Regions from separate parts of the Homo sapiens genome. Here region 2 is linked to region 1. A link is a loop called in an ENCODE intact Hi-C map of the cell type or tissue named here. Cell type or tissue: dorsolateral prefrontal cortex. All regions are shown on one strand. Links, peaks and the distances in the headings refer to the core of each region. The heading gives the core; the rest is flanking DNA. Region 1 overlaps PHACTR3 (phosphatase and actin regulator 3). Region 2 overlaps PHACTR3 (phosphatase and actin regulator 3).

Region 1 (15,392 bases), core at 2,928-10,927:
ACAAGCATCATCATTCGGCAGATCTTGAGCACCTCCTGTGTGCCCAGTACCAACAGGAGGGGCCCAGGCCCTGCCCACCCAGAGCTTTCCGCAGAGTAGGGAGTCGAGTGACAAAGTGTGGAAGCCACCAAGTGAACCAGCACGTGAGTCGATTGCAGACTCCGGCGAGGCTGCAAGGCAGCCTCCCTCACTGGATGCTAGGCTCAGCTAGGTGGGCGGGTTCCATTTGTTCCCCTGCATCTGGCAGGGCCCCTTGCACACACACGGCACTAATGGGCTCTTAGTGATCCAGGCTTAATGGCAGGATCACGGAGCAGGCCCTGGGGGGTGGAAATGAGCAGGGCGGGCACTGCTTTGGGCCCAGTGGTCCGAGAAGACCCAGGTGAGGAGGCTGCATTGAGCTGAGATGTAATTGGTTCATTGAGAAAGGCAGGGAAGAGCATGGCAGCAGTGGGAACAGCCCTCGAAAAGGCAGCGAGCTGGGGAAGGCACGTCTGTGCAGCAGTGAAAGGCCGGGGGACTAGAGCAGAGTGACCTCCGTGACCTCAGGGGGGTCTCTGACATTCTCCAGGCCTGCTGACCCCAGCAGTGGAACTGGAAGGCTGAGGTTTGTCTTCTGAGGACTCTGGGCTCTTTGGCCTACTCCAAGCTGTGCCGTGTGAGTTCACCAGCAAGATGCTCTGGGGACCCTGCAAGGGCATTGGAGGTCTCGAGGTTTTTACCTGCAGCATCCCCACCTTCAGGACCGCCATTCGGGCATCTGGAAATTCGAGGAACAGTGCTGCATTTTGTTTACTTATTCCAAACCACTATTTTCCTTTAAAGCAGGGGGTGTTATTTGTTTCAGCATATCAAATTCCTGATTTCACGGGCATCACGGGTTAGGATGAGTTGAAGTGAATGCAAAGATGATTGAAAGAGAAATATGTAGCAAACAGTGGTTTTGGTAGGCGAGGCTGGGGGAACCGGCTGAAGATGGCTCTCAGGGGCTGCAGGGTGGACCAGCATCTCAGTCCATGCCTGCCCTGGCAGGTGGCTCAGATCCACTCAGCCATTTACACACTGTACCACCTTCACAAGCTGCACCACCACTGACGTCCCCATCCCCGAGAGGGGGAGGGTAGAGCCTCGCAGCTGCATCTTTGGGTCATCGGGAAGTCCTTGAGTCAGTGCAGGCAAAGACCTGTGATGTCTGAGGCTAGCCACCATGAGCACCGCCTGGTGCCGGCCTGGGGACGGGGTCCACACAGAGCTCGAGGCCTCCACCCCTGTTCTTCTTATCTGCTTTGTGAGCCTGGCTGCAGCCTCTTTGCTGACACCTCCCAAGGTCAGCATTCACTTTGTCAATTTTATCCACAATTCTGGCACCTGGAAATTGGCTTGGAAATTGGGACCACAGAAAGGAAATTCTGTTTTCTCTGCCCAAAAATGTCCCCACCCTGCTGTGTTTGGGTTTCCCTTTTCATCCTTTGGCTTTAGGGTAAATATCCTCAGGGAAGCCACCCGGGAGGTCAAGGATGGGATGGGTTTCCCCAGACAACTGCCCCCCAGTCAGTCCCCCGCCCCAGGCCTGACTTATTCCTCCTCGCCCACTTCTAGACACTTGCCATCTGTCCTCCCACCTGTGCTGGCATCAGGCAGAGGCTGTGCCTGTCTTGCTCATGGCAGAATCTCCTGTGCCTGACATGGTGCCTGGCACACAGTAGGTGCTCAGTAAATGTGTAAGGGGTTTCCATAGATTGAACACCTGATCACCATGGCCTGTTCCCCCAGTGGAGCCCCACCTGTGAAGGCTGCAGGGCTTCTGCCCTCCGTGACTCCCCAGCACCCAGCTCAGCACTTGGCACATAGCAGGTGCTCAGGAAATGCTTTTGAGTAAGTGAAATAATTCCATTGCCAGTGCCTGTTTGTCATCTGCCTCCCCAACTAGACATTAAGCTAAGCCAGGTGGGCTGACTCTGTCTGTTCCCCGGCAGCTGGCAGGGCCCCCTGCACACACAGAACACTGATGGACTCTCTGTGATCCAGGGTTAATGGCAGGATCACGGAGCAGGCCCTGGGGTGGAAATGAGCAGGGCGGGCACTGCTTTGGGCCCAGTGGTCGGAGAAGACCCAGGTGAGGAGGCTGCATTGAGCTGAGATGTAATTGGTTCATTGGGAAAGGCGGGGAAATCATCACAGCAGTGGAAACAGCCCTTGCAAAGCTGCATCTTTCAAAGAAAGGGTTGAGGTGGTTATGTAGTCTTGTATTTGGAAATTGGGGCTCACCTGTAGGCAAACAGTTTTCCTGACGGAAGGAAGAAGATGATTGTGGAGCAGCCCGAGGCCTGCCTGTGAAAGAAGGGAGAATGGGACAAGGTGGTGGCCGTCGCTCAAGAGTGTTTTGCTCCGGGAAGGGGAGGCAGAAAGGGCTATTCTGAAGGCGGAATTGACAAAGATTTGGCAAATTAGGCTTGGTGGAAGGGGACTGGGGGCTGGCCTCCTCCCTTCCTGTCCATCTGGTAGACTGGAAGCTTTTAACCTGGGTTTATTGGAAGAAGCTCTAGTGGGAGAGCCGCACAGGAGAATCTCATCTGTGAGTGGATGTTAAGAGCGGCCAGGAGGCACTTCGCAAAGGCGAACAGGAACCACGGAAAGGAGCCCGGGGTGTTGGCGGCAGAGGGAGGGCACTTTCCTTGGTTGGTAATTTAGGGAACATTTGGTGAAGGGCAGGAATGGCTGGTGAGAGCTAGCTTAGAGAGGGGCGTTATATGTGCAGGGGCTTTCCAGATAAATCACAGAAATGATCGCTGTAGAATATCTACTGCGTGCACTGCTCTTTAGCTGTGGTTTATGCACATTGCTTAGCAGCACTCTTGGTAAGAAAGTTGGGCCTCGCCAGTGGACTAGGCCCCCTAACCCCGAGGCGCCTGCTAGCTCAGTGTTTTTGGTCTGTAAACTTGAGCCTGGCATTGGCTGTGGCTTGGACAGGGCCCAGTGACACCTTTGCCTGAGACTCACCTGTGTGTTTGTGTGTTGGGCAGCGCTGGAGAAGAAGATGGCCGGCAGGCAAGGCCGAGAGGAGCTCATCAAGAAGGGGCTGCTGGAGATGATGGAGCAGGGTAAGTGGGACCCGTCCCTGGCTTGGAAGGGCACGGTGCTGGGAATGCAGAATGGAAAGTCTCACATGAGCCCAGGAAGCCCATCAGAAACAGTGTAGAATCCAAGGAGGGCCGTGTTCAGATGAAGCCTGCAAGGTTGGAGAGACACCCCATGTCAGGAGCCATTCCATTGGTCCAGCCCCCAGGGGCACGGGAGACCCCATTACTGAGCTGAAGAGCTCCCCCTCATGGCACCACTCCTCTCTGGGGAATGTCTAACAGAGCTGGGTGTGCATGAATCTGGTGGTTTATCCCAATTCCTTTAAAGTGGTAGCAGTGGTTTTTTCAGCATTAATTTTTTTTTCATATTCACATTTCAGTCCTCCATTTGGGCAAATTATTTTTAATTCCACTATTACCTACTCCCCCTACCACCATGTAGGAAGCATTCAGGACATGCTGGGGCGGGGTGGGATATTGTGCACGCCCTGTCTCATTGGTCTTCCCAGCATCCCTGGGGAGAGAGGCAGCGGCTATCCCACTTGCAGACGAGGCGTGGGAGGGTCTGGGTGGTGACTGCCCCAAGTCATTGCAGCCTGAGAGCAGAGACACAGAACAAATCCTGATCTCTTGGTCTCTGGTCTAGAGAGCTTAATCTCAGTGGGGTCTACATAATCATCTTTGTTTCCATCTTTCAGAAAGGCCAGTTATTATCACTCATGCAATTAACTGAACAGAGTTCTTTAATTCCCAAGTCTTTCTCTTTGTGATGGATTCCTGGAGGTGTGAGGCCCAGGACTTAGATGCTGACACTAGCCCTTGGTGCCTTCCGGTTCCCTGAGAGGCTAAATCTTGGTTAGGAGGTTTCACAACACCTCACTGCCTCTGGAAGACTCTCTGGAGCTGGACCAAGCTCTGGCCTGCTGATTTGAGGAATCTGGCCATGCATAGCCAGTTTCCTGAGGCTTGCATGGATATATTGAATTCCTCTCTCCCCACTTCAGCCTTAAAATATTACTAGTGTCTTTGTAATTTGGCCCAAATATCAGGAATTAGGAAGGAAGCTCATGAAATAAACGAATCCAGATTTTATGCAGCCGGGCCTGTCAGCACACAAACCCGATTGTGGGCCCAGGCTTTTGTCATTGTTTCCTCTCTTTAGACTCGAAGAGTGAAGTATTTTGATGATGCTATTTTTAGGGGAAATCTACATGGGAAATTGCTTCATAGTGATAATAAAACCTTACATGTGCGAGGAAAGCTTGGTGTCAAGTCCCGTGGCACTCAGATGGTTAACGCCGTCGTGACGCTCGGATTTGGCGGAATGCGGTTGCTGAGCTAGAAATCTGGAGGATTTTCACTGGGATGGGACAAAAAAGTGTCAAACTCCGGCATTTTGAATATGTTGCCAACAAGCATACCTTTGGATCTTAGGGAAGGAGAAAGGAAGATGAAAACAATGCTAAGGCCTTTTCTCATCTATTCTAAAAAAAACACTACTTTTGTTGAGTAAAGAGTAAGTATATAGATTTGGTTCCTCTCAAAAATGAAGCTATAGTTTGACTAATTAAAGGGGAAAACTTCTAGGAGCGTTGGCTTTTTTCCACTCTGAATTTTTGCAAGATGACTTTGTCTGATGAAGTCATAGCAGAGGCTGGAGACGAATGCTTGGCCGCGGCCAGGCTGACAGTGTGGCTCTCACCCTGCTGCCGTGGGAGCCTGGTCTCTGGCTTCCGTGCCTCTGACGGCGACATCACACACCCGCAGGCTTACAGAATCACTTTAGATCAGGGTCGGCAAACCTTTTCTGGAGAGGGTCAGATAGTGCATATTTCAGGGGGACGTGCAGTCTCTGTTGCAACTACTTGTCTCTGCTTTTGTAGCGCAAAGGCAGCCGGAGACAAAACATGCATGAGAGGGCATGGCTGTGTCCCAAGAAAACTTTATTTATGGCCACTGGCCTTTGAATTTTATATAATTTTCATGTGCCACAAACTATTATTTTTCTTTTGATTTTTTTTTCTTTTGTCAACCATTTAAAGATGTCAAATCCAGGTGGGGGAGCTGGATTGGTCCCCACATTGTGGTTTGCTCATCTCTACCTTCCATACTCTCTCTCTTGCTAAATGATTGTGGACCAGGGACTAGAGTGGCCTGAAACACAGTCTCTTTCCTTGAGAGGGAAAATGCACTCCTAAATTGATGCCATGACATTTTATTGAGGGCCCACTCTGTGTCAGGGTCTGTGCTAGCTGCTGAGGACACAGGTGAGCAAAATACTGTTCTGAACGCACATCCAGTGGGGCCATTAGGTAATCCCACAAAAAGCCGGCAACTCACGACCACAGTGAGTGCAGTGAAGGATGCAGCACCCTAAGATCATGAGACAGGACCTGACCTGGTTCTCGGGGGGCCGGGAGATGTTTGAGTCAGGTCCAAAGGTGGGCAGGAGGACCTAGGCTGGTTCTCAGAGTCTGTTGCATATTAGGATCACCTGGAGAGATTTAATAACCCTCCACCGCTCAGGCAGCAGTTAAATTAGATGCGCTGGGCGTGGGACCCAGGCAGCAGTGCTTCCTCATCCTCCACAGCTGATTCCGACTTTGATGCAGGAAGGTTGAAAAGCCAAGAGACAGAAGGAAGCGGGGAGTGACTTCCAGCCCACAGGAGCAGCAAGCACAAGTCCCCGCGGTGGAAGGGACCTTGAGATGGTGGGTTGGGTTGGAGGAAAGGAGGAAGGAGGAAGCAGGAAAGGGAGAGGGGCTTGGGTCAAGACGCCTCCCGTCTTCCCTGCCCACACACCGGCTGGGGTGGCAGAGGCATGACCACGCTGCTGCGGGAGCCTGGGGCGGCCACAGTGCGAGTGGGTGGGATCTGCGAGGAGCCCGAGTGTCTCTGCAGGGAAATATCAGGGACCGGGCAGCAGGGGTTGCTCTGGGAGGGGACTTGGACTTGCTTTTCGCAGTCGACTCTTCTGTGCTGCTTGAATCCTTTACTGTGTGCCACCTGTAATCAACCTGTAATCAACGTGCTGTAATAACGGGATCCACGCAGATGCTTGGCCACAGGCTCCCGGCTAAATCCTTCCCTGCACCGCAGTTTCCGTCCTGCACTAGCTTCAAAAATGTCTTTTCTCACTGGGTCGACCTGAGGTCAGACCCTGTCTGTCCCTAATCCTCCTGGTGCTGGGTCACCGGGTCCTCTTGCAGGATGACTGGAATTGTTGGCGGTGGCTGTGCACCTGCCCTCTCCGGCTCAGGGGAGGATCAGGCTTGAGGGCTGTTGCTCTGGGGTAGGCACGCAGTGCCGCCGCCTCTGCTGTGGATGTGAGGACTCTCCAGGGTGAGGAGCAGAGGCGCTTTCCTGGCTTTGGGGTTAAGGAACCGGCTTCAGGGTTAAGGAACCGGCTTCAGCCACCGCCTTCCACTGCTGGCAGGGACGAATCTGCAGCCGGGGGCGCCCTCCTGTGGCCGGCCAGGCTCATGAGCCTCCCTGCAAGGTGGACGGGACTTCATGCAGGACAGGCCCTGTGAGGCTGTGGGAGTGGATTGTCAGGGACTCCAGAGCCTCATTTGAGCCCCCTCGAAACTCACATTTGAACTTCCTTGGCCAGGACAAACCCCAGGATTGCCCTCTGCCCTGCACACGCGCATGTATGCACACACACATGTACATACACATTGGACACCCTGGAGCTTGCCCTGAAGCAGGTGGGCAGCCTGGTGGAGTGAGCCGGACTCTGGGCAGGGCCAGCAGAAGAGAGCCCGCCAGCTCCCGGGGGTGAGGCAGCATCCAGGGCATGAGTTTGCTCCCTCTGGGGTGTTACTTTATGATCGATGGTCTGTTTTATGAACCACTGTGACCCCCTCCCCTCTCGTTCCTGTGACTCTAGTCGCCAGCTTGGACCTAGGAAGGACCCTGCTGGTGGCGTTATTACATGACTAGATGTGTGCAGTGGAGCCCGTTGTGCCCTGGGGAGGGCAGAGGGGACCCCTCTGATCTCTTCAGTGCTCCTTCCACCCTCGTCTCGGATATCCGTGACTAAGTGAGGCCAGACCAAATCTCTGGTACAAGGGGTCCCCTTCCCCAGCCCCCTTGCCCTGGTCCCCAGCCCACGTTTCTCTGTGCTAGACACTGTTTATGTTCTGAATGACTTTCCTCCATCTCCCTGTATGCGTTGACTTGGCATTTTCTTAAATAATTTAAGGAATTTCCTACCCCGTCATTGGGTATAAAAGAAGAGAGTTTATTACTCTGTGCTGTGTTCAGTGACTTGAGATTGACTAGGCATTCTTTCCTCAGGGAATTGGACAGTGACAAATCAAGTCTATCTGGTTTCCATGTGGTAGGAACGCCGGGGGACACATGTCTGCACGTGTGCACACACATGCACGTGCACCTGTGTGCACCCACCTGTGCTTGCACTGTGCACATGTGCCACGACACACGTGTGTGCCTGCGTGTGCATCTGTGAGTGTGTGTGCATGTCTGCAACACGTTCCCTCTCACTGTGGCTGCTCAGGTGCACTGCCCCGCGCTCCCCTCTGCAGCCCTCAGAAGGAGAGTGGCCGGGCGGAGGCTGGCCTTCCAGCGAGAGGAGCAGGGCCTGGGCTCCCACCGCTCCCCCAACCCCTCCCCAACCAGCGTTTCTTAGCAACGGCCCTGCCACCAGGGCTATTTTGGGAACTGAAACTTTTCACTGAACATGATTATGAGCTGGAGCTCTGACCGCAGCCCAGAGAAGTCCTGCAAGAAGTCCTTGCAGAAAACCTGCAAGAAAGCAGGGGAAGGTTCAAAGACTGTGGAGGGGCATGGTGCTTTTCTGAGTCTGGAGACCTCTGGGCCTTCCAGGTTCTATGTTCTGACCTTTTTATAGTGGCAGTTGTGATGATTTTGATGATGACGATGGAGGCATCCTTATTATTAACAGCAGTGACAGTCATGGCAGCAAAAGACCTGTGCATTCTAAGGTTTGGTGTCCATAACTGCAAGTGGTGGGTGGCAGCCTTGCCTGTCACATAGGGTAGGTGTGAAGCTCAAGCTGGCAGAGCCCTGTGCTCCCCTACGCCAGCTCTCACATTCCCTGTGTGTTGCCAGGGGCTGGGTAAGCTGTGCTGTCACGGTTGCACGTCAAATGCGAGTAAGTCGGTCACGAGAAGGGGCTGGTTTCAGTTTTCAGCTTTGTGACCTCTAATTTTGTCTACTCGGTGAGCTCTCTTGGCTTGTATCTGGGTTGGTGGGCTGTTATAGCCAAGGGTCAAATGTGGCTCAGGACCTGTTTTTATGTGGTCTTTGAGCTAAGAATGCTTTTTAAATAGAAAAGACTTTCATAAAAATTAAAAAAAAAAAATCAAGGGTTGCAGCACGGGGGATACAGCACGTGGCCCACAGAGCCCGTCACAATGGCCATCTGCGCCTTATGGGAAGAGCCTGCCAGCCTCGCCTGGACCTCTGGGCAACTGACGCGGCTGCATGGATGAGATCGTCCAGCCCTAAATCTCCAGACTTCTGGCATGGCTGACCTTTTCATTCTCCCCGGAGGAGACGTGTGCGGCAGAGGGAATATGATCAGCAGCGATGACAAGCTCAAATCTCTTCCAGGGTCCCAGGCAGGAAATGGGTCTGGCATGAGTCCTGGGTGTGGTGAGGACTCTGGAGGGAGAAACGGTTCTGTCCTAAGCCTGCTGTTAGCAGATGGGCCCAAAGGTGCAGACCAAGGGGCCAGATCACTCTTGTCACCCTCCTCTTCTCGTTGTCAGAAACCATCACCAACAACAATGACAGAAAGCACATGTAAAGTGCCTACCTTATGCCAGACACATTCCATACCCTAGCTCCGTTAATTCTCACTATGTTGCCATGAAGCAAGCAGAAATATTATCCCCATTTTATAGATAAGGAAATTGAGATCCAGAGGAATTTGCTATTTGGGCACAAAACACCGTTTGCAGGTGGTGGGACGCATGATGGGGTGACTGTATACTGTTTGTCCAAACAGGACACTTTTAGGAGTGAAAGGGACACTGTTGAAGGACACAGGGATGGCAGGTAGGAATCGGGACTGACCAGGTCCTATGGACCCTGACCCTGAAGTAAATGTTGCCTCCTCCTTCCACTGCCAGGATGGGACGTGTGTGGAAGGAGGTCAGCGTAGGCTAGCATCCCCAAACGGCCACCTCGTGGCTGTGTCGACATGTGCAGGTCACACTGCCCTCTGCACCGGGCCTCCAGGAACTGCTGTAGAGATTGAGAGGAGTCCTGCAGGGCTATGTGGAGGCTTTGTGCATGGGGCTGTAACGTGCATCTCAGTGACGTGACTGTGACTTGCTGGCCGAGGGCCCTGCCATCCTGCAGTTGGGTAACTGAGCCATTTATTTTGCTCTCCAAGTGCTGAGCCCCTCAGCATTAAGGTGCAAACCCAGGGATGGCAAGTGAAGGGCCAGACCCTCAGAGGCTGCAGCAGCCGAGCTTCAAGAGACGGAAAGCACCAGGTCCTTCCTTATGCCCTGCTAGTGCCTCCTCTTCTGGGAAGGCTGCCTGTCAGACCTAGGGACCCCCGGCTCTGTGGCCCCTCCATCCATGGGTGTGCCCCGTTCCTGGGCTCACGGTGCCATGTGTGGTCATCTGCGTGGCTTCCTCAGAGTGTGAGACCCCTGGGGGCAAGGACTGTATCTTACTAACCTCCACCTTGCCAGGGTTTATTACAGTGCCAGACACGTAGCCGGTGATCAGTAAACACCTGTTTAATGCCTGGCTGAGGGTCAAACGGTGGGTGCAGAGGTGAGTTGGTTCTCTGCAGCCATGACAACCCCTGCATCTCAGAGACCTACAGCAATCACCGTTTGTTGTCCCCTGTCTGGGTTGGCCTGTGATCTGCCCCGTGGGTCTGCTGACTCCAGCCAGCTGCTGGGCATGTCTTCAGGACAAAGGTCCAGGGAAACAGGAGGGACGAGCAGGGATGTGCAAGCACTTCTCATGCCAGTGCTGCATCATACCCACTGTGTCCCATCGACCAAAGCAAGCTCCAGGGCAGAGGCCGGGGTCAGAGTGGGGCTACTGCAAAGGTGCACGGCAGTGGGTGTGGACGTGGCTCAGGGGCACTGCAGTCTCCCACAGGTGTCGGAGGAAGAGTGCACACAGGGAGTGGAGTGTAAGAGCAGAAACCAGGCTAGGGTGTGCTGAGGTGCCCAGGGCTCCCCTGGAAAGTCCAGACTTGGAGAGGGACTCCTAGGGTGTGTGGTGAGGGGGAGAGGGGTGGGGGACCACCCAGAGCCTAGAATGGATACTTCTCAGAAAGACTCTTGGGACGACGGAAGGGATGAAGGAAGGGAGGTGCAGGCCCAGCTGACAGCTACATTTCCTTGTAGATGCTGAAAGCAAAACTTGCAACCCCGATGGAGGACCCCGATCTGTACAGAGTGAACCACCCACTCCCAAGTCGGAGACGCTGACTTCAGAAGATGCCCAGCCCGGAAGCCCCTTGGCCACTGGGACGGACCAGGTCTCCCTGGACAAGCCACTGTCCTCAGCTGCCCACTTGGACGATGCAGGTACTGGCTGGAGACCACGCGAAGTTGAGCTGCTCCTAGAATGGCCATACGTCCCCACTGTTGTCCTTGGCTATAGCTTAGGCAACAGCCCTCGTAGAACATTGTTCTCCAGAGAGCTGGGCCCGTGCTCTAAGCGCTGCCATGCTGTGCTGCCTGGCTGGGTTGAAGTGTTTGCTGGGGCACTTTTCTCTACTGTCTCTTTCCAAGTCTGGCACGGCTGATAAGTGAAGGTACTTAACGATGTTCATCTCCCTGGCACACCTACCCCCCCTCCCAGGGCGTCTTTGTGTTTCCCTGGGAACTTCTAGGCAGGAAAGTGCTCTCTGGAGGGGCAAGTGCCCAGTGGGGGGATTTTAGTGACCCTAAAAGGGTAGGAGGTAGGGTTGAGGGACTTTTCTGTGGCCGAAATCCTGCCACAGGGGGCCTCTTGGCCTAAGAGATGCTGAAGTCCCTGCATGTGTGCATGCCTGGGAGCTGGTCGGTGCTGATGCAGTCTCAGCATGCTGCAGCCTATGTGGGGCTCTTCCGCTGCTTCTTGAGGGGAGGTGGGCTTGGTGCCTTGCTCCAAGCCTCAGTTTCCCTCTGTTAAATGGGAAAAGTAATGGACCTACATCAGGGTTGTTTGGAGGGTGGGAGGAACTTAGCAGTGTCTGACGTGTAGAGTGACTATTATCAAAGGCAGTAGGGGCTTTGCGTAGTGGTGGTGGTTTTTATTTTAATTGAATAGACCAGGGCGCTTCCCAAGGATAGGGGAGAAGGGAGGAAGGATAGAGGGGAGGAAAGCAGGAACTGGCCACAGACACCTGCAGATGCTTCACCAGCTCCTCCTCCTCCTGCCCACCTGGCAGAGTGATTCTTACGGAGCTTCACTGTTGACTTGGAATCCTGATGTCTCGTAAAATTTCAAGCTATAAGCGAGTCTCACACGGTTTGGGGGTGGGAAGGTGAACGCGTCTCTCCGTGAGTGTGGGAGGTTGGAAATCCAGGCCCCAGGACAGCCTGCTGGGCTTCTGCTTCAGAGCGGGTGGACACCTGGTCCTCCGTGCCCGGGACTTCCTTCTGCCACACAAGGGTGGCACCACACACTCGCAGGCCGCCCGTCCACAACGCCCCTGCAGCGCTAGCGGCACCTGCCCAGAGGCATGCTCAGCCCTCTTCGGGGGTGGCCGTGTCTCTCCAGTTTCACTTGGCTTGGAATTTGGGGTCTGAGAGTTGTGACTTCTGGAGGGTCCCAGCTCTCACGCAGAGGCCCCCTCCACACACACAGGTCTCTGTGTGCCCCAGGCATCTGACTTTGGGGCTGGCGTGGTTCTTTTTTTTTTTAATACTTTAAGTTCTAGGGTACATGTGCACAACGTGCAGGTTTGTTACATATGTATACATGTGCCACGTTGGTGTGCTGCACCCATTAACTCGTCATTTACATTAGGTATATCTCCTAATGCTTTCCCTCCCCCTCCCCCCACCAAGCAATGGCAACAAAAGCCAAAATTGACAAATGGGATCTAAACTAAAGAGCTTCTTTGCAGCAAAAGAAACTCCCATTGGAGTGAACAGACAACCTACAGAATGGGGGAACATTTTTGCAATCTACTCATCTGACAAAGGGCTAATATCCAGAATCTACGAAGAATTCAAACAAATTGATAAGAAAAAAACCCCACCACAAAGTGGGTGAAGGATATGAACAGACACTTCTCAAAAGAAGATATTTATGCAACCCGCTGGCATGGTTCTTAAGGCTGAGCAGAGCCTGGCCTTCCTGCCGTGGTGTGGTCCCCACAGCCCAGCCCTTGTGTGTGGCCTGTGAGCCTCCCCAAGGGAGGCAGGGCTGCTGCTCCCAGCCCTTGATGGGGGTCACGCTTCTCCTTGGCAGTGATTTCTGTAGCTCAGCTCAGGGCCTGTGCCTGCTCCCCTCAGTGCCCTCTTCTGACCTCAGACACGCTCCCGCTCTCTCTCCAGATGCTGGGTGTGCGGATGGGTTCCTGAGAGCAGAGTGGGTCTGTTGAGATTACACATTTGTATCAGGGACCCTCTCCTGAGTGAGGCCTGAGGGAGGAGTGGGAATCAGCTGGGCAGAGAGCGAGGTGCAGAGCATCCCAGAAAGGGGAATGACATGCAAAGACAGGGGACAGGAACACACACGTTTTCTGTAAAGGGCCAGAGAGGAAAGAGCATGAGCTCTGCAGGCTGGAGGTGTCTGACACAGCCACTCGCCTCTGCCCCCTGGTAGCACAAAAGCAGCGTCGGTGGTGAAAGGGTGGGGCTCTTGTCGGTGGAACTTTAGTGATTAAAAACAATCCAGGGCCCGGTGAGGTGGGTCACACCTATCATTCCAGCACTTTGGGAAGCCAAGACAGGAGAATCACTTGAACCTAGGAGTTCAAAGTCATCCTGGACAGCATAGCATGACGCCATCTCTACAAAAAAGTTTTGTTTTTTGTTTTTGGTTTTAATTAGCTGAGTGTGTGGGCACACACCTGTAGTCCTAGCTACTCACGAAGCTGAGGCGGGAGGATAGCCTGAGCCCGGGAGGTCAAGGCTGCAGTGAGCTGTGATCACACCACTGCACTCCAGTCTGGGCGACAGAGCCAGACCCTGCTTCAAAAAAAATTCAAAATAAACAGCCCACAGAATGGAGAGAGAGAAGAGACCTGGCAGGTTATCCCTGAGGGCAGCTGGAACCCCCCAGGGATGGAGAGTCGATGGGATTTGCCTTGTAGGAAGCGCTCTGCTGGTGACCCAGCAAGACCTGGGGGAGACTGGAGCCGTGCATGGTTCCCTGGGGACTTGTCTCATTCCCAGCTTCCCCAGTGTGGGTCTTGTGCTCCTGGGATTTGTGAGATGACTTCTTGTGAATGGCATGTGGACAGACAATGAGAAAACATTATTAATGTTCAATTAATAATGAAAAAGTTTAAACATTAATAATGAAAATACTTTTCAGTAATTAGGGCAAGTAGTATTGGCTTCTCATTTTGGGCAATGATAGAGATTTGCTTTTTCTTATAAACAGAGATAAAAATATAAATTCACTTAAAGTAAAATATAGCAAACAAAAGTATAGAAAGTACAGAGGAATGTCCAAAATGTCTAAAGCAGGAGCCACAAGTCTGATTTAAGAAAGACCATTCCATTCCCTAGGGATGCAGCTGGCTTATTAGCAGTTAGTGACATTTGTCATCATGCTGGGGATAACAAGAGGTGACACAAGTGGCTGCCTGCATGCAGGGTTGGGGAGCGTGCTCTACTAATGACTGCACATTCATTTAGCTTACTTAGCCCTGGAAGCAGCCCCCGGAGATCTCACGCCCATGATGAAATGCTGGCACAAAAGTCGAATAACTGGTCCAAATGACTGGAAACAGAGGGCAATGTCTTTGACATCAGGCCGACCTGGGTTTGAGACACACGGCTGAACTCCTTACTGAGCTGTGGGACCATGGGCAAGTGACTTAACCTTTCTGATTATGTTTGATCAACTGTAAAATGAGGATAGTAGTCACACTGACCTCCCAGGGTCGCTAAAATTAAATTAAGTGATCCCCAGGAAAGACTTATCTCCCTCCTAACCCACACCGAGCACTTGGAAAGTGTCTGCTGCTGCTACTGTAGCATCACTGTTACTCTCACCATCATCGTTGTCATCGTCATTGTCATCTGTTGTCTTCATTGTCAAAAACAACCCTTGGAAAGGGACGCACTAACACGCATTATTTAGCTGCCTACAGATGCTCCCAGAGAGGCCATCTCTCTGGTAGCATGTGTGTTTTGGGATGTGGGGCCACCTGCAGTTTGCTATGGCTGGGACAACCCCGAGGCCTCATCCAGCCCTGCAGGCCTGGGATCCTGCGCCAGGGACCCTGCGCCAGGGACATCGGTCACCTCCACAACACCAGGTCAATGTTCAGAAGCTTGGCCATGAGCAACATCCCTATAAACGGGGTATAACTTAACACAGGGACATTAAATGCACTGGTTAAAAATTTGCAAGCCAATGTTTAAAAATCAGGAGTGTTCACAGAAATCCAGATGTGCAGTTTCTTTTCAGTCATCAAAGTTCAGGCCTCCGGATCCCTGTTCCCACACAGCCAGGGTCGCTGGAGCTGAACAGAGTCTGTCCCTGTAGATGGGTGTTGGAGTTTGCAACCCTTTCCATGAAGGTTAAGAGCCTAGTCTTTGGAGCCAATCCCTGTGTTACTGACTTAATCTTCTGCTTTGGGCCCCAGTATTTTGTGATAGAAGGAGTTAAAGCTTGAGGCCACTGTGAGGCAACGTGGTCCTAGGTCTCCGGTTTCTACTGCAGAGCTCAGGGGGACCAGCTGTTAGATGCTGTGTGTCTGATGCTGTCTGTTCTCTTCCCACATTCTGCACCTCAGCACCCAAGGGAACTGCCCACATCTGGGCCCAGTCGCTCTGTGTTGTGGGTAATTCCATGACAGACAGATGTCATCTAATGGCAGACAAAGCCAGATCCTCAAGTGGCAAATGTGTCACGTGAGTGCTGGAACCTGGGACCTGCTTCTCTCCTTGACCTTGGACAAGTTCAGGGAAACCTCATGGGGGCCCAGAACATGGTGCCCCGTGGGTGATGGTCTACACCTGCAGGAGCCCCTGGGGTGTCTGCAGTGGTGCTCATTGCTGTCCTGAAAGGTCAGCTGCTTTCTCTTAAAAAGCAAACCTCCCATGAGCTTTGCTGGGGGTCGGGGAGAGGGGTCATCAAAAAGCACAAGGGGCTGTCCTGGGTCACTCCTGGCATCCA
Region 2 (15,392 bases), core at 2,438-10,437, 110 kb before region 1:
TTCCATGTTCTCCGTGATAATGCAGGAAAAAAACTCGCAAACCTGGCCATGATGCCCCTAGGCCGACAGAGGCTTTCCTAGTTCCAATTCTGGCATTGTAAGAGAGAGCTCTATGGAATAGCAAAAAACAGGCACACTTCATCCTGTGCATGCTGGGGTTGAGGCTGTGAGGTGTGCAACAGGACAGTAGAGCATAGCAGATGGGTTGATGAGCTGTGATCTGGATTCAGACCTACTTGTCTCAGACCCTGGGTCAGCCCGTCAGCAGCTGAGCAATATTGGGAAAGATTCTTAACCTTGGATGGTTGGTAGGATCAAGTACAGTCAGTGTAGAAATGCTTAGCTCACCACATGGACTCAGGACATGTCAACTCTCCCTGCTTTGGCTATAATTACTATCCTACTGTCAAGGAACTTTCTCTCTAGTTGGGCTAGGTCATGTGCGCAGAAGGGTTGGAGGACAAGGTGTTGAAGAAAGATTTCTCCAAAGATCCTGGTTGGATGTGAGCTGGATAGAGCAAGGCTGGAGAGTGCAGATGCCCCTGGGGCCAGGCGGTCTTCAACCAGTCTTGGTGAGAAATAGTAGCTCGACTCAGCTTTGGGGTGCAGAGACACTGGGGAGGGGCGGGGACTGTAGCAACCTAAAGTGCTCCTGCCCTGCCTGCAGAGGATGATCTGCACAGCCCTGCTCATTATGATGACATGGGCATGTGCGTGACTGTCAGCTCTTTGGTTTTCAAGAGAATTTGGAAGTCTAGGTTTCCATGCATCAAACCAGTAGTAGAGAAGGCAACCATGGGGAGAACCTAAGTCTTGTTTCTAGAGAGATCATAGGGTTGTAAATTTTACCTTGCATCTCAGAGAAGGGCAGTGCTATTTTAGATTAGGGAGGTTGCAAAGGTGATGAACTCCAAGAACACTGACAAATACCATTATCATTGCAAAAGAATCTTAAATGTGTCTTTGAAAAGCAAGCATTTGGCTTCTAAGTTGTAAAAATGGACCAAAAATGAAGCAGTAGAGTAGGGACTCATAACCAAGTTTATGCCATTATTGTTACAGGTTTCTTTTACTGTGTTTCTCTCTATATATATGCACATCTATATAAATATAGATACATAGATATATGGGGAGAAGATATAGATAGAGATAATGTATGCATATATATACATATTATATTTGTCTGGGTTCTCCAGAGGAACACCATCAATAGGATATAGAGATTTATCTATTGCCTATCTATTCATCTATTTATCTATCTACCAATCCATCCATCCATCCACCTCTGTTCATCTATCCATCCATTATCGTATCTATCATCTATCCATTCATCCATCCATGTATGTATGCATGTATGTATGTCTCTCTCTCTCTATCATTTTCATCCATTCATCCATTGTCTGTCTATCTGTCTATCTAGATGTATTAGAAGGAATTGGCCTATGTGTTGTGGAGTCTAAAAAGTCCCAGCAGTCAGCAAGCTGAAGACCTGAGAGAGCCAATGGTGTAGTTCTAGTGCGAGTTTGAAGGCCTGAGAAACAGGAGAGCTAATGGTGTAAATTTCAGTCTGAGTCTGCAGAAGACTGATGATTCAGCTCGAAGACAGATAGAGAGAATTCTTTCTTATTCCGTCTTCCTGCTCTATTCAGTCCCTCAATGGATTGGATGAGGCCCACTCATGCTAGGGAAGGCCATCTGCTTTACCCAGCCTATTGATTCAAATGTCAGTCTCATCCAGAAACTCCCTCATGGGCACCCAAAATAATGTTTCACCAAATGTGTGGGCACCCTCAGGCCCAGTCAAGTTGACACATTAAAGGAACCATCCCATGCATATCTATAGATTGTGTGTGTATGTACATTTGTGTATATATAATATATAATTATCCTGTTAAGGATGTCTCACAGCCTTGAGGCAGAGATTAATTGTGACCTGGTGGTTTCCAATGTTTCTGTATATACAAATAAATTATGCAGCAATGATACCCTAGTCTCATTTTATTAATTGCTCTTCTATTAGTCTGTTTAAAGTCAATTAAACCTCCCAAGGCCCCTCACGGAGGAACCTCTCACAAAATCAGTCTCTGTCACTTAGGAATCCTGAGTGGATGTCACATGGCTGTCCTAGCTCCTGGGGAGGGTGCAGACAACATCTCTGTTGGAACTCCTGGGTCTGTGGGTGATCATTGGCTTGCATTTTGTAGTGGCATGGCCCGTGGAGGTCCGGATGTAGAGAAGGCAGCCTTTCTGCAGAGCGTTAGAATTTGGGAAGAAGTGGTCAGGATTAGAGAGGAAAAAAAAGACTTAGACATGGACAAGGATGCCACCCCAGCTTACCCTTCCTCTAGTTTCCTGGACTTTTGCAGGGTTCGGTGGATAATTAGTTATTTGCTTGCTTGGTTGGTATCTGTTCACTTTTATTTCTTTTAGACTTTTTTTTTTTCTGATTAGAACAAAAATTATATTTATTATTGAAAATTCAGAATACATAGGAGATTATCAAGAACATCAAAAGCATTCACAAATCCCCCCACCCCCACCCCAGAGATAACCCCTGTGGCTACTTTTGTGTGTGTTCCTCCAGTACTTTTCCTATAGAAACATTTTTCCCGTGTCGGGATTGTTCAGCCTATATCCTTTATTAAATTAATACATCAGAAGCTTTTCTCCACACTGCTTAGGACACTTGGGACCAAATGCTCCAGAATAGGAATTTGCCACCATTTATTTTCCCATTCTGCTTTCATTGGAAACTGAGTCTGGCTTGAGGCTTTTGTTTGCTTCTTTCTTGCTATAGTAATTGGGATGGACTTAAGGCTGCCTGCCTTTTTGTGTACATCTCTGATTATTTCTTTAGGCTAAATTCCTAGAAGCTGGAACCCGGGGCAGAAGGAATGAAGATTGGAAACCCTTGGTGCATGACAGCAACTTGCTGTCCTGCCAACATTGGGGCGTTTGCCTACAGAAAGAGCTCTCTGGTTGAATCAAAGAATTTTAAGAATTTAATTCTTCTTCTTGTTTTTTGTTTGTTTGTTTGTTTGTTTTTGAGACAGAGTCTCACTCTGTCGCCCAGGCTGGAGTGCAGTGGCACGATCTTGGCTCACTGCAAGCACCACCTCCCAGGTTCACACCATTCTCCTGCCTCAGCTTCCTGAGTAGCTGGGACTACAGGTGCCCGCCACCATGCCCAGCTAATTTTTTGTATTTTTAGTAGAGACGGGGTTTCACCATGTTAGCCAGGATGGTCTCGATCTCATGACCTTGTGATCCGCCCGCCTCGGCCTCCCAAAGTGCTGGGATTACAGGCGTGAGCCACTGCGCCGGCCTAATTCTTCTTTTAAAAGTTGGGGATCAGAGTAAGGTGAGAAGGTATCCTGCACAGCATCAATGCACACAGCGCACATTAAATGAGTGCTATTCCACTTCATTTGTAGTATTTTTTTTCCCATTTGTAGGAACTACTTTTGTGCCTGACTTCCTTGTTCCTTTAAATGAGCCTTAAGGAAGTAGTGTTGGGGGAATTCAACACACACAGAGCAGTTGGTCTTTATTATGATTTTAAGCATCTTGTTTTCATGTGAGCACCCCAACTTTGCCTTTTGCTAAATTTTGCAACAAGTTTTGAGTAATTCTGCACAAAACAGTGCCCTTGCTCCAGGAGGAGAACAGACATTTGCTCGTTCTTCACAGGATAATTAGACTCTAAAATTAGAAGTCAAACACTGCATGTTAAAATGCATCTGGATAAAATCCCAGTGGGAGAATTAATCCTTCTTGGCAGTGCAGGGGAACTTGGGTGCACGCCTGATGGAGCGGCGAGAAGCTGAGAGGGAGTGAGGCAGCCCCTCTGTGTGGAGTGTTCAGGGCAAATGCACGGGTGCTGGTGACGCAGTCCCTTTACTTGTCTAAAAGTATTGGATTCTAAGTGAAAAGGGGGGTGGGGATAGAAGGCCTTCTGCCTCGCCTCCTGTAGTCACAGTTTGGATATCCTGTGAAAGTAGCACTTAGGCAGGCATTCGGTCCTGCTTGGCGTTGTTTGGTGGACTTGTTAGAGAACACTACTGACTGTGTTTGAGGAAGGAGGTGGAGCAGAGGGCTCAGGGCTTAAGCGGCATCTCCTCAAGGGCAGCAAGAGACCTGGAACGTTCCAGAGTAACCCCTGCCTGCATCCGTCGGACTTGCCAATACACACTGAGAAACTGCTAAAGGTTATGGATGCAATGGAGGCTTCTGGTATAGTGGGGAGGAAAAGCCTCCATTATGAAGTCAAAGGCCATTGCGTGCCTGCAGTGTGCGACAAGAGCTAGTGGTTGCAGCACCCTGATGGGCAGAAGCTTCCCTCACAGAGCTATGGTGATGGAGAAGGCAGCTGCAAATCAAGTCATTACCAGCAAGGTTATAAAATTATTTGATTGCATTTCGAAGTGAAAAACAGTTTTGAATTAACTTCTATTTGTTGTGATATAAACAACAGATATAAAAAGATATAAAAGGAAATAAACAGTGACCATGACATTGGTTGTTCAGTTTCAACACTATCTTCGGGTTCCCTGGTCCTTGTCCTCCCTCATTCGCCTCCCCCACCACTGAATTGTAGACTCCAACAGGGGGCGGGAGCTGAGTTTGTTTTTGCTCCCAGCTGGGACTCCAGGGTCTAGCACTGGCCTGGTGCTTAGCAGCCTGTAGCAAGTATGTGTTGAATGGGCAAATGTATCCTTTGGCGGTACGAGACAGAAGCTGGTGGTCCTGTGCTGCCTGTGGCCAGAGCACTTCCAGCATACGGGGCCAGGACACATTTGCCCTGGTGTCCCAGGTTGCTCCAGGCACAGGCTGCACCTCCTGGGGGCTCTCCCTGCACCAGCCTGGTGGTTCTCTGTCGCTTCTCCTGCACCCTGCGCCTTCCCTTTGTGTCACATCCCTACCTCATCGCTACTCATTTGTTGGCCAGTGTTTTTTTTAGAGGATCTCTTTTTATAAAATTTCAGTTTTTATTTTAGGTTCTGGAGGTACATGTGCAGGTTTGTTACCAGGGCACATCGCCTGATGCTGAGGCTGGGGCTTCTGTTCATTCTGTCACCCAGATAGTAAACATAGGGCCTGACAGCACGTTTTTCAGCCCTTGTCCCCCTCCTTCGCTCCCTCCCTTTCTCTTTCGGAGTCCCCTGTGTCTGTTGTTCTGTATGTTTGTGTGTACTCAAGATTTAGCTCCCACTCATGAGTGAGAATAGGCAGTATTTGGTTTTCTATTTCTGCGTTAATTCACTCAGGATAGTGGCCTCCAGCTGCATCCATGTTGCTGCAAAGGATATGATTTTGTTCTTTTTTATGTTAGCAGATCTTTTTTTTTTTTTTTTTTTTTACCCACTCTCTGATTCTCCATGCATCATGAGTCCCCCAAAGGCAGGGCTGGGTTAACCTCCCTGGGCCCAGAGAACAGGTGCTCAGTATTTTTAGAATGAACAAAAGTTCTCTTGTGGAATCATGAGGGAGGTGGAGGGAGGAAGGAAGGAGGGAAGACCTCTGCCCTGGCTCTTTCTCCTGCCTGAAACAGCCTCCCTCAGATCCCAGCCTGTGGCGCCTTTCTCGTCACGTGTGTGTCCGCCCCACACTGCCCTCCCTGGCCTCGGAGGCTAAAGCGCTGGCCCCTGCCAGCCTGGACCTCTCCTCGTCCTGCTTGATTTGATTCTGAGCGTGCTCATCACCATCTGGACATATGTTATTCACGCACAATTAAATGTTGCTTATATTGCATATAAAACATAAATTTATATAATGATATACATGTACATATGTGTGTGTGGCGTGTGTGTGTGTGCATATCCCTGTCGACACCACCAGAATATGTTTTAATGAAACCGTCATGTTTTAATGAAAACAGAAAGCCTTCTGTTTCATGTCGTGACGCTGGAATGAAAACAGTCTCTCCCAGCATCTAGCTCAGTGCCTGGCACATCATGAAAGCTTAATAAATACGGCTAGAATTAATGAATGAGTTTCTTTCCCCTCCCCTGTCCTGTATTTTTAATAAGGCTGTTGAGCCTGGGGCCTCTGCCCTCTGCTGGTCACTATCATCACACAGCCTCACTCAGGAGGCCCCTGGCCCCGTTCTGCCTGGAGTGTTGGCAGGTGGCAAGGGTTGTAAGCTCCTGCCCAGTCCCGTGGGCAGTTCTAGGATCTTACCCCCAGCCCCTGCGATTCTGAGGGGACGTGTCAGTCATTCAGCCTCCAGCCAGTCCCTGGGGATGTCTGAGGGAGGAAGTAAGGCTCAAGTCCCCTGAAGTGGGCAGCTCCTGTCATCCACAGCTGCTGCTTGTTAGTGGGAGCCCTGGGGCCCTGGGTAAATGTCCTGCCAGAGCTGGGCTCACTCTGGCCTCCTTTGTATACCTGGGGGCAAGGTTTAGCTATTCAGCAAGGGCTGTTTTAAAAAATTGGGTTGGTTCTGGATATTATAATACCTTTTTATAAAAGACCACGAAGAAAACTACATTTTCTTGGTGACTTTTACAATAGGAGCAAGTTAAATTTTCTTTCTTCACTGAGTTGTCATTGTTGCCTTTTTTTTAAAATCAGTTTTTCCCTGTCAAAAGAAAGTACCTTACCATGTGATCTACTGAAATATAGGAGTTACACTGAACGAAGTGAAAATGAAGCTTGTTTGTCAGTCCTTCCTGCTGACTTTCTCAATCTGGGCCCAGTGTACCCTGGGAGGCACAGCCAGAGCCCAGGGAGTGAATCCGATTGTTCAGTAGATGCAGTTCCCCAGTTCAGGCCCTGCAACTACCAGTCCAGGCCTGGAGGGGAGCATGCATCCCCCAGGAACATGACTCGGAGCTGGAATCTGACTAGGCATAGGAGTTAATTGGGCCTGAGGCAGGGAGGGTGCTGGGAAGAACATTCTAGGGAGAGCAGACAGCATGTATGCATGCACACATGTTCTGTGGCAGAAGACTGTGTGAGTGTTTGGGGAGGTATGAGTGACTCTGAAAGGGTTTTTCCCAGTGGAGCACAAAGATGCCCGTGTTGTGGGAGGAAGCCCAAGGTGGGACCAGGCAGGGCTCATTAAAGGGATTTTTGTCTTTAAATGAAGAGCACCAGGAAAGCCTCTGAGGATTTTAAACATGGTGGTTGCAGTCGGGCAGATCAGCTTGGCAAAGATTTGATGACTAGGGTATTAGTCTGTTCTCATGCTGCTAATACAGACATATCTAGGACTGGGTAATTTATAAAGGAAAGAAGTTTAATGGACTCCACAGTTCCACATGGCTGGGGAGGCCTCACAATCATGGCGGAAGGCAAAGGAGAAGCAAAGGCATGTCTTACATGGCAGCAGGCAAGAGAGAGCTTGTGCAGGGAAACTCCCATTTATAAAACCATCCAATATCGTGAGACTTACTACCATGAAAACAGTAGGGGGGAACCACCCACATGATTCAATTATCTCCATCTGGCCCCACCCTTGACATGTGGAGATTATTACAATTCAAGGTGAGATTTGGGTGGGGACACAGCCAAACCATATCAACTAGCATGGAGAGGCCAGTGTGGAGTTTAGGGTACCAGGTGGAAGGCCCCCTGAGGTTGGGGAGGGTGGTGCAGGGCAGCAGGTGGCAGCCAGGCCCTTGGAGGTCCATTGGCAGGACTGAGCAGCAGGGTGTTGGAGTGACATGCAGGTGGGGGTACAGTCCTCTTCATTCTTATTCACATCTTTTCTGTTGATCCCTTTCCATCTCTTTCCCCACTAGTTTCCTGTGTTCTTTTGATCCACAAGCTCCACATTTCCTGAAAGAAATGAATGCCATTATTATCACATACAGCCACACACACACCCTGTACAAACTCATCTCCCACAACGCCCAACTCCCTAACATGGTTGCCTAAATCAGAATTAAGCTCCCTGGATTCAGGTCCCAGTCCCACCCTTAATGTGCTTGTGAATCTCAATGAGGTGCTTGGCCTTTCTTGGCTGGGTTTCCTCATCTGTGAAATGGGGGATTTTGCACTGTTTTATTTTTCTACTTTTTGCCAGCCTTGCAACTTTCCATAGGACTTTGCTTCATCTAGACTGTTGGTGTAGGAAAACATCCTTTTGGTTAATGGATAGATGTTATAGGCTAGGTGCCTTCCCTCCAGGAGGTTCCTCATCTTATTAGTGAAGATTCTGTAGTTGCATATGGCTTTAGTTGCTGTTGAGAAACCTACCCAGACTGGCTTCACCATCAAAGGTATTTATTGACTGACACCGTTTTGTGATTAGTCCAGGGGGAGTTTGGCTTCAGGCCCATTGACCACAGGGTCTAATTATACTGTTCACCATTGCTTCTCGTCCCTCTCACTGCCTGGTTCTCTGCTGGCCTGCTGTGAGGCCACATTTCCTTCTCCTCTGTTCCCCCAGGCTCCAGCCATTTTGAGGAAGGAGGTGAGTTTCTCTTTCCTATTAGTGAAGAATACCAAAGCTGTAGGAATCATATCTTACTGGCCTGGAGGTGGTCAGCTTCTTTAAAATCACATGGCCTGATTGGGCAAGGGGTAGGTCCCTTGAGGGAAATCAAGGTGCTGAACCAGAAAAGGTGGTGATGGCAATTGGGTAGGAAAAAATAAGTCCATCTCAGAGTCTTTAAAAAACATCTTTAAAATCTCCTCGTGATTTCTTAATCAGCAAGAGGGTGGCTTAATCTGTTTATCCCAGAGGCCAGGGATGGAGGGTCAGGGAGGGGTTGACCTTCTGGGGCTGATGATAGCATTTGTTTTTCTTCCCAGTCCAGGCTTACGCTGACCTTGGTACTTAAGGCAGGGCCTGTCCTTTCCTCTGCTCAGCAACATCCATCACTGCCATGTCCTTTTGGCACTAATTAAAGAGGACACACTTGGATTAGGAAAATGATGGATTGGGTTGATGTGATTTGATGTGAGGTGGAGTGAATAAGTGACAAGCTCGCCCTTAGAGAAACCACCTCGGAGTAGCCACAGGCAGCCTGTGTCCCCCATAGGAGGGACTGGGACAGCTTGGCAACCACCTACCCCAGAACACCTGCTAGGAGGAGAGAGTCCTGTTGTTCCGGCTTGGGAATGTCTGTGTTTACATGATGAGGCTGGGAATATAGGCATCGAAGCATCAGTTTCCTTTGCTCCATCTAGATCAGCGTTGTTGATGGATGAGTATGGTAAAGAGTTGGATGATTTTCCCCCAGAGTTTCCATGCTGGACAATTGTTTATTTACTTGAGCTAATTACTGAAATTTTTTTCCATGACTTGGCCTAATATAAAAAAAGACACTAATGAGAGTGAGGTTTTATGGTAAGCAAATTGAAAAGCAAATAGCAAATAACTCATCTATGAAATAGTTATAAGAAAAGTTATTATGGTAATGGTTAGGGCAAAACAACTCTATTTAATTCTTGATGCTTATGGAGATTCCAGCCAAGATATGTGTATTTTCCTTAAAAAGATTTCTTTAAAGCATGTGTCTTAATTTAATCCTGTTATACACAGGCACATCTATTAATGAAGTAAATTCAACAAAGAGTTAATTATAAATAGCAGCAACATGTTTTCTTTCTTTAAATATTGTATATATTTCATGTTGTAACTCGGGGGATAAATTATACTAGGTGGATTTTGTGGTAATATAAAGGACGGTTGGAATTTTATTGAGTATTTACTTTTATTTGGTTTTGAAGAAGAGCTTCTCCATACCTCAGACTATCAAAAATCATTCTGTTAGAGTCACAGAAATTCCAATTAAGAGCTTAGATGCCAATACAGACTGATTATTTTGAAGACTTTTTTCAGTTCATGACTCAGTTAATATTCAGTGGTGTATTTTCTGTAGTTTAAAAGTATCACTGATAAGTTGGGAGTATGCCTTCCATATGAGATACAAATTGTCCCTAACCACTCAATCAATGTTTACTTTACATGTTAAAAATAAGAAACTAAGACCTCATAATGTGGTTTTAAAGGTTCCTGTTTTTTGCCCTGAAGGTCCAAAGGTAAATTTGGCACATTTGTCAAAATATAGATGAATAATTTATAGATGTGCATCCATTTTATTTTTATAAGTATGGAAATAGATATAAAGGGATTTGCTGGAAGAATTTCTTTTGGCAAATGAGCAAAAAATTTAACTATAAAGAATGAAATACTAGGCTCTAGATATAAAATAATATTCACAATGCAATACAAAATGTGCAGGCATTTTTGGTCATATTTTCTATGACAGGTTTCTTAGAAATCTGTGTTTCTACTATGAAACACATGAAACAAAGAAATATTTATACATCAGCAGAACTATAAATTCAAAAATTCAGAGAAAATTCCAAATGGGTGTGATGTTGATACTTGCATTTTTCTCTAAAATTAATAAGGTATGTGTGTATATATCTGCATATACCTATGATTCATGTAAAGGGTTGCAGATACAAAGATTCTAAGTTCATAGGTATAAGAATAAATATATGAAGCTGTATCCTGTCTTTTGCATTATATTGATTGTTCTCGTTGGGGGGAGGGCGTTAATTTTAAAAAGTCAAGTGAAAGTAAATTTTCCCATCAAAGGAAGGCACTATTGCTTTCAAACATCATCATATTCAATACAAATTAAAACAATGAACTACTGTATCTACCCATCAGACTAGCAAAAATCAAAGCATATAACAATGGCAAGTGTTGCCAAAGGATGGAGACCTGCTGATGTTAGTGTAAATGGGTGTGACCGCTTTGGAGAGCAATATGACCTATCCCGTTGAGCTGGGGACACTATGACTCAGCAATGCTTCTCCAGGCCTTTTCCCTGGAGAAAATCACATTTGTAAGTGGCAAGAGAATTATCCAGGAATGTTTTCCAATGCGTTGATAGCAAAAAAAAAAAAAAAAAAAAAGTCTCAGGGGTTGGGGGTGGTGGGACAGACCGTTGATAGTGGAATGAGAAATCGTAAACAAGAAGGATCTACCCAGAAGTTGCCCTAGTTGTTACCTCTGCAGTGTGGCAGGGTTGGGGGCTATGATAGGGCTTCTGAGGTGACTGTGGAGGCTTACATTTGATCTATAATGTTTTGTTTTTTTCTTGTGTCTTTTAACAAAAAGAAAACCTGATTTAAGCAAGATGTCAAGATGTTAATCTTTGTTAATTCTGGCTGTTGAATGCATGAATGTTGTGTGTGTGTGTGTTGAAACTGTTAAAAAAAAATCATCTTTGGGTTGACCATGGTGGTGTACACCTGTAATCCCAGCACTTTAGGAGGCCAAGGTGGGAGAATCATTTGAATCAGGAGTTCGAGGCTGCAGTGAGCTATGATTGCACCACTGCCCTTCAGCCTGGGTGAGAGTGAGACTTTGTCTAAAGTAAAAAATGTAAATGAATAAATACATCCTCCCATTACATTACATTTTCTAAAGTAGCGTAACTTTTCATGTCAGAAACTAGAATAAATTAAGTCACTGAATCATGTAGTAAATTATGAACTATTGCCTCTATAGTTGGTTGCCAAAATGGCCTGCCAGTGTCTATTAATCAATATAAAATATAAAAATAGAACATTTAAAAATTAAAGCATCATGTTATATTGCCATTACCAGCTAGCCATATGAACCTTATGGAAGGAAATCTGGCTATATTTAGCAAAATTACATAAATAGTCCCCCTTTGGACCAGTAATCCCACTTCTAGGAATCTATCCCAAAATATCTTGGCAAATGGTAAAATAGCACACAGGCAATGGTATTTGTTTTGCCATTATTCATTATAGCAAAGTGTTGGAAACAATGCACATATCACGAAGAGTGGACTGGCTGGATAAATAATGGCATAGCCAGACAAAGGGGTATCGGAAGACAATAAAAGAAATGAGCGTGTTCTCTCTACTCACATGGAAGTCATCTCCAGGATATATCATAGTATTCATTAGTCAGAGTTTTCCAGAGAAACCCAACCAACAGGATCTTTTTGGTAGGTAGGTAGGTAGGTAGGTAGGTAGGTAGGTAGGTAGGTAGGTAGGTAGATAGACGGATAGATATGGAGATACATACAGATATAAAAGGAGATTTATTATGAGGAATTGACTCAAGTGATTATGAAGGCTGAGAAGTTCTACAATCTGCTGTCTGCAAGATGGAGCTCCAGGAAAGCTGATGGTGTAATTCTAGTCTGAGTCTGAAGGCCTGAGAACCAGGGGAACTGGTAATGTAACTTCCAGTCTAAGGGCAGGAGAAGGTCCCTATGCTAGCTCAAGCAGGCAGACAGGAAGGAAAAAAGGCTGACTTCCTCCTTTATCTACCTTTTTGTTCTATTCAGGCCTCTATCAGGTCGGATGTTGCTCACTCACATGAGGGAAGGCATGTGCTTTACTGAGTTCACCAATTCAAATGCTAGTCTCTGATAGATGTGGTGGCTCACACCTGTAATCCCAGCACTTTGGGGTGGGGGCACCTAGCAGGGAGGATCACTTGAGGCCAGGAGTTCCAGACTAGCCTGGGAAACATAACAAGACCCCATCTCTGAAAAACAAAAGTAAAAAATTAGCTGGGCATGGTGGCACACACTTGTCTGTAGTGCCAGCTACTCAGGAGGCTGAGGCAGGAGGATCCATTGAGCCCTAAAGTTCAAGGCTGTAGTGAGGTATGATTGCACTTTGTGCCACTGCACTCCAGCCTGGGCAACAGAGTGAGACCTTATCTCTTAAAATAAAAAATGCTAATCTCATCAAAATTAGCATTAATCTACTCTATAATTTCCATTAGATTCTTTTAAATAATTAGATAATTTCTGTCTCTTTATTGACATTATCTGTCATCATACCTTCTCTTTCCTCTTTAAGAGTGTACATTTTTTCATCGAGATTAGCATTTTTTAAGATCTGGAAATACCCTTGTAGACACGTCCACAATCCATAATATCATTTAATCTGGAAACCTGTGGCCAGATTGACACATAAAATTAACATCACAATCATTGAGTGAAAAAAAAATCGGGATATTTTTATAGAATACTGCCTTTCATGTAAAAAAGAGATGTGTTCACGTGTGCATTTTCATGTGTGTGTGTACTTAGATTGTTTAAAATAAATGCTGGGAGTAAAAAGCGAGCACTAACGGTTGCCTATAGTGGAGGAAGTAACAGAGGGGAGGGCAGAAATAGAAGTGAGACTTCTATGAGTGTACTTTGTTATATGATTCTGAATTTTAAAGTGTGTAAATATTTTTACATATTCAAAAAATTAAAAGGGAAAATATTCTTATAATTGAAGACAGATGGAAATAATTGAACCTAACTATATATCAAGTTGGTAGCTTAACCCGAGAAAGTAATTTTTTTTTTTTTTTTGAGATGGAGTCTTGCTCTGGCACCCAGGCTGGAGTGCAGTGGCACCATCTCTGCTCACTGCAACCTTCGCCTCCCGGGTTCAAGCGATTTTCCTGTCTCAGCCTTCTAAGTAGCTGGGATTAGAGGTGCTTGCCACCATGCCTGGTTAATTTTTGTAATTTTAATAGAGACGGGGTTTCACTATGTTGGTCAGGCTGGTCTCGAACTCCTGATCCTGTGATCCACCTGCCTTGGCCTCCCAAAAGTGCTAGGATTACAGGCGTGAGCCACTGCACTCGGCTGTGAGAAAGTAATTTCTTTAAGTAACACTAAAACCCAGTATTTTAACTGTATATCCATAGTGGGGTGGAATTTAAGGATGCTAGCATATGTAAATAAAAAGAATCATATATTTCATGATTAGTGTTATTATTAGCTGTAATATGGATGTTATTATTTTGAAATTATAGGACTAACTTGGAGAAAGCAATTAAGCAATATGTTAATGTTGTTATGAATCAAGATTCTTATTATGAAAGAAAAGAGATAAGGTATAATATTTTTTAAAGTTATCTGAAATCCTAAAATCTTACATTTAAATTAGAAATATTAATATTCATGATATTCTTTGCTCTTAAAATATCTATTTCATAACTCTGTCTACTGAAAAAGCCTAAAAGCAGTGAAAACCCTATAGCAACGAACGCTTTCTACACCCAGATTTTGTGTACTAAATACCATTCCCCACTAAAACGAAGCAGAGTTCCTTGGAGAAGTGACTGCTTCCTGGTCTAGGATACTTTATTATGCCAGAAAGCAAATAAGCTATCAAAGGTTAATGAGATGATTGCAAAAGAATTGAATGATTTTCTGCTGGCTAAGAGGAATTGCTTAATACATTTCCAACAGGATAATGACTAGAATTGATTGAAACACATCAGAATTATAAAAATCTGTGCCTTCAGATGGTACTTCAAAAAATAATTGGTCACCGTTGTATATTGCTAGAACACCAGCTCTCTATTCTGAAAGTTGCTAAAAAAGGAATAAGAAACAAGCTTTTATTCTGCCTTCCTGTTTTATTTATATTTCAGGGTAACCAAATAGCTGATGATTGAACGTCTTCTTTATAGAAAAATTTTAATTAATAAATGCAAAAGGAAAGAATGAGAAAATTACCATTTGACAACCCAAATGAAATAACAGGTGTAGGCAATTATTATCAATAGGTGTTAACAGCATTAGGTAACTATCAATGGGGAATTTTATAATGGATAAATCAGGCTGATATAACCTGAATGTACTGATCTCATTTTACCTCTCTAAAGGTAGGACAACCAGAAGTTATATGCCTCCTAATATGTAATTGGAAATATAAACCACTGCCTCTAAAGGATTCTTTCCTAAAAAATTAAGCCTGAATGTGACCAAGCTTTTAAATTTTACTACCAGTTTTCAGGAAATATGGAGGCTAAAGGAACGTGTTAACAAATTGACCAGCTTCTCAAATAAAATATGGAAAAGTCACATCACTCCAGAAATTTTCCCAGTTTACTCTTCGAGCCAATTCCTCCTTAGCTCACAGAGACAATTACTTTCCATAGATCTGTCACCATAGATTATCACATAAGTGCAGTCATACAGTTGGCATTTGTGTGTGTGTGTCTGGATTCCTTCACTGAACATAATATTTTAGAAATTCATTCAGTGTGTGTATGTGTGTGTGTGTATGTGTTGGTTTCTTTGTTTTATTGAGTACTTCATTGCATGAATATCCCATAATTTGTCCAGTCTCTCGTTGCATATTTGTGTTTTTTCCATTTTCTGGCTGATGTAAATAAAGCTTCTGTGAGGATTCTTGTACAAGTCCTTTTGCGGATCTATGTTTTTATTTTAATTGTGTAAATTATAAAAGTGAAATTGCTGGAACATAGGGTAGGTTTATGTTTAAAAAGAACTTCCAAATAGTTCTAAGTGGCATGAGTTCTAGTTGCTTCACACCTTTTTCAAAAGTGAGTGTTATCTTTCATTTAATTTTCCCAGTCAGGCTGATATGAAATGGTATCTCATTATGGTTTTTAAATTTTTTTATAT

The links. A loop is a pair of places that touch in the nucleus more often than their neighbours do. Peaks named below come from ENCODE experiments on the same cell type or tissue, not always from the same donor. Only the 100,000 strongest peaks of a DNase experiment are listed, where the experiment ranks them.
Region 2: it touches region 1 in a loop (4-fold over the local background); 3 of 110 quality-filtered maps call a loop at or near these places.

The regions. Positions count from the first base shown.
Region 1 is chr20:59,744,735-59,760,126 of GRCh38, forward strand. It overlaps PHACTR3 (phosphatase and actin regulator 3), which reads left to right. Exons shown (of 13, transcript NM_080672.5): 3 at 3,024-3,101; 4 at 10,448-10,630. Among named protein-coding and RNA genes, the nearest start is that of PHACTR3-AS1, 120 kb to the left of the region's middle. RefSeq lists enhancers at 5,870-6,371, 7,594-7,923. In dorsolateral prefrontal cortex, for the core only: CTCF peaks have their summits at 3,357 and 6,553 (motif pointing left); DNase peaks (open chromatin) are centred at 4,794, 6,547, 7,713 and 8,149; H3K4me3 peaks cover 1,233 bases; H3K27ac peaks cover 5,870 bases.
Region 2 is chr20:59,639,884-59,655,275 of GRCh38, forward strand. The region is part of intron 1 of PHACTR3 (phosphatase and actin regulator 3); the gene reads left to right. Among named protein-coding and RNA genes, the nearest start is that of PHACTR3-AS1, 19 kb to the left of the region's middle. In dorsolateral prefrontal cortex, for the core only: a CTCF peak has its summit at 6,061 (motif pointing left); DNase peaks (open chromatin) are centred at 3,938, 5,598 and 6,088; H3K4me3 peaks cover 2,428 bases; H3K27ac peaks cover 7,135 bases.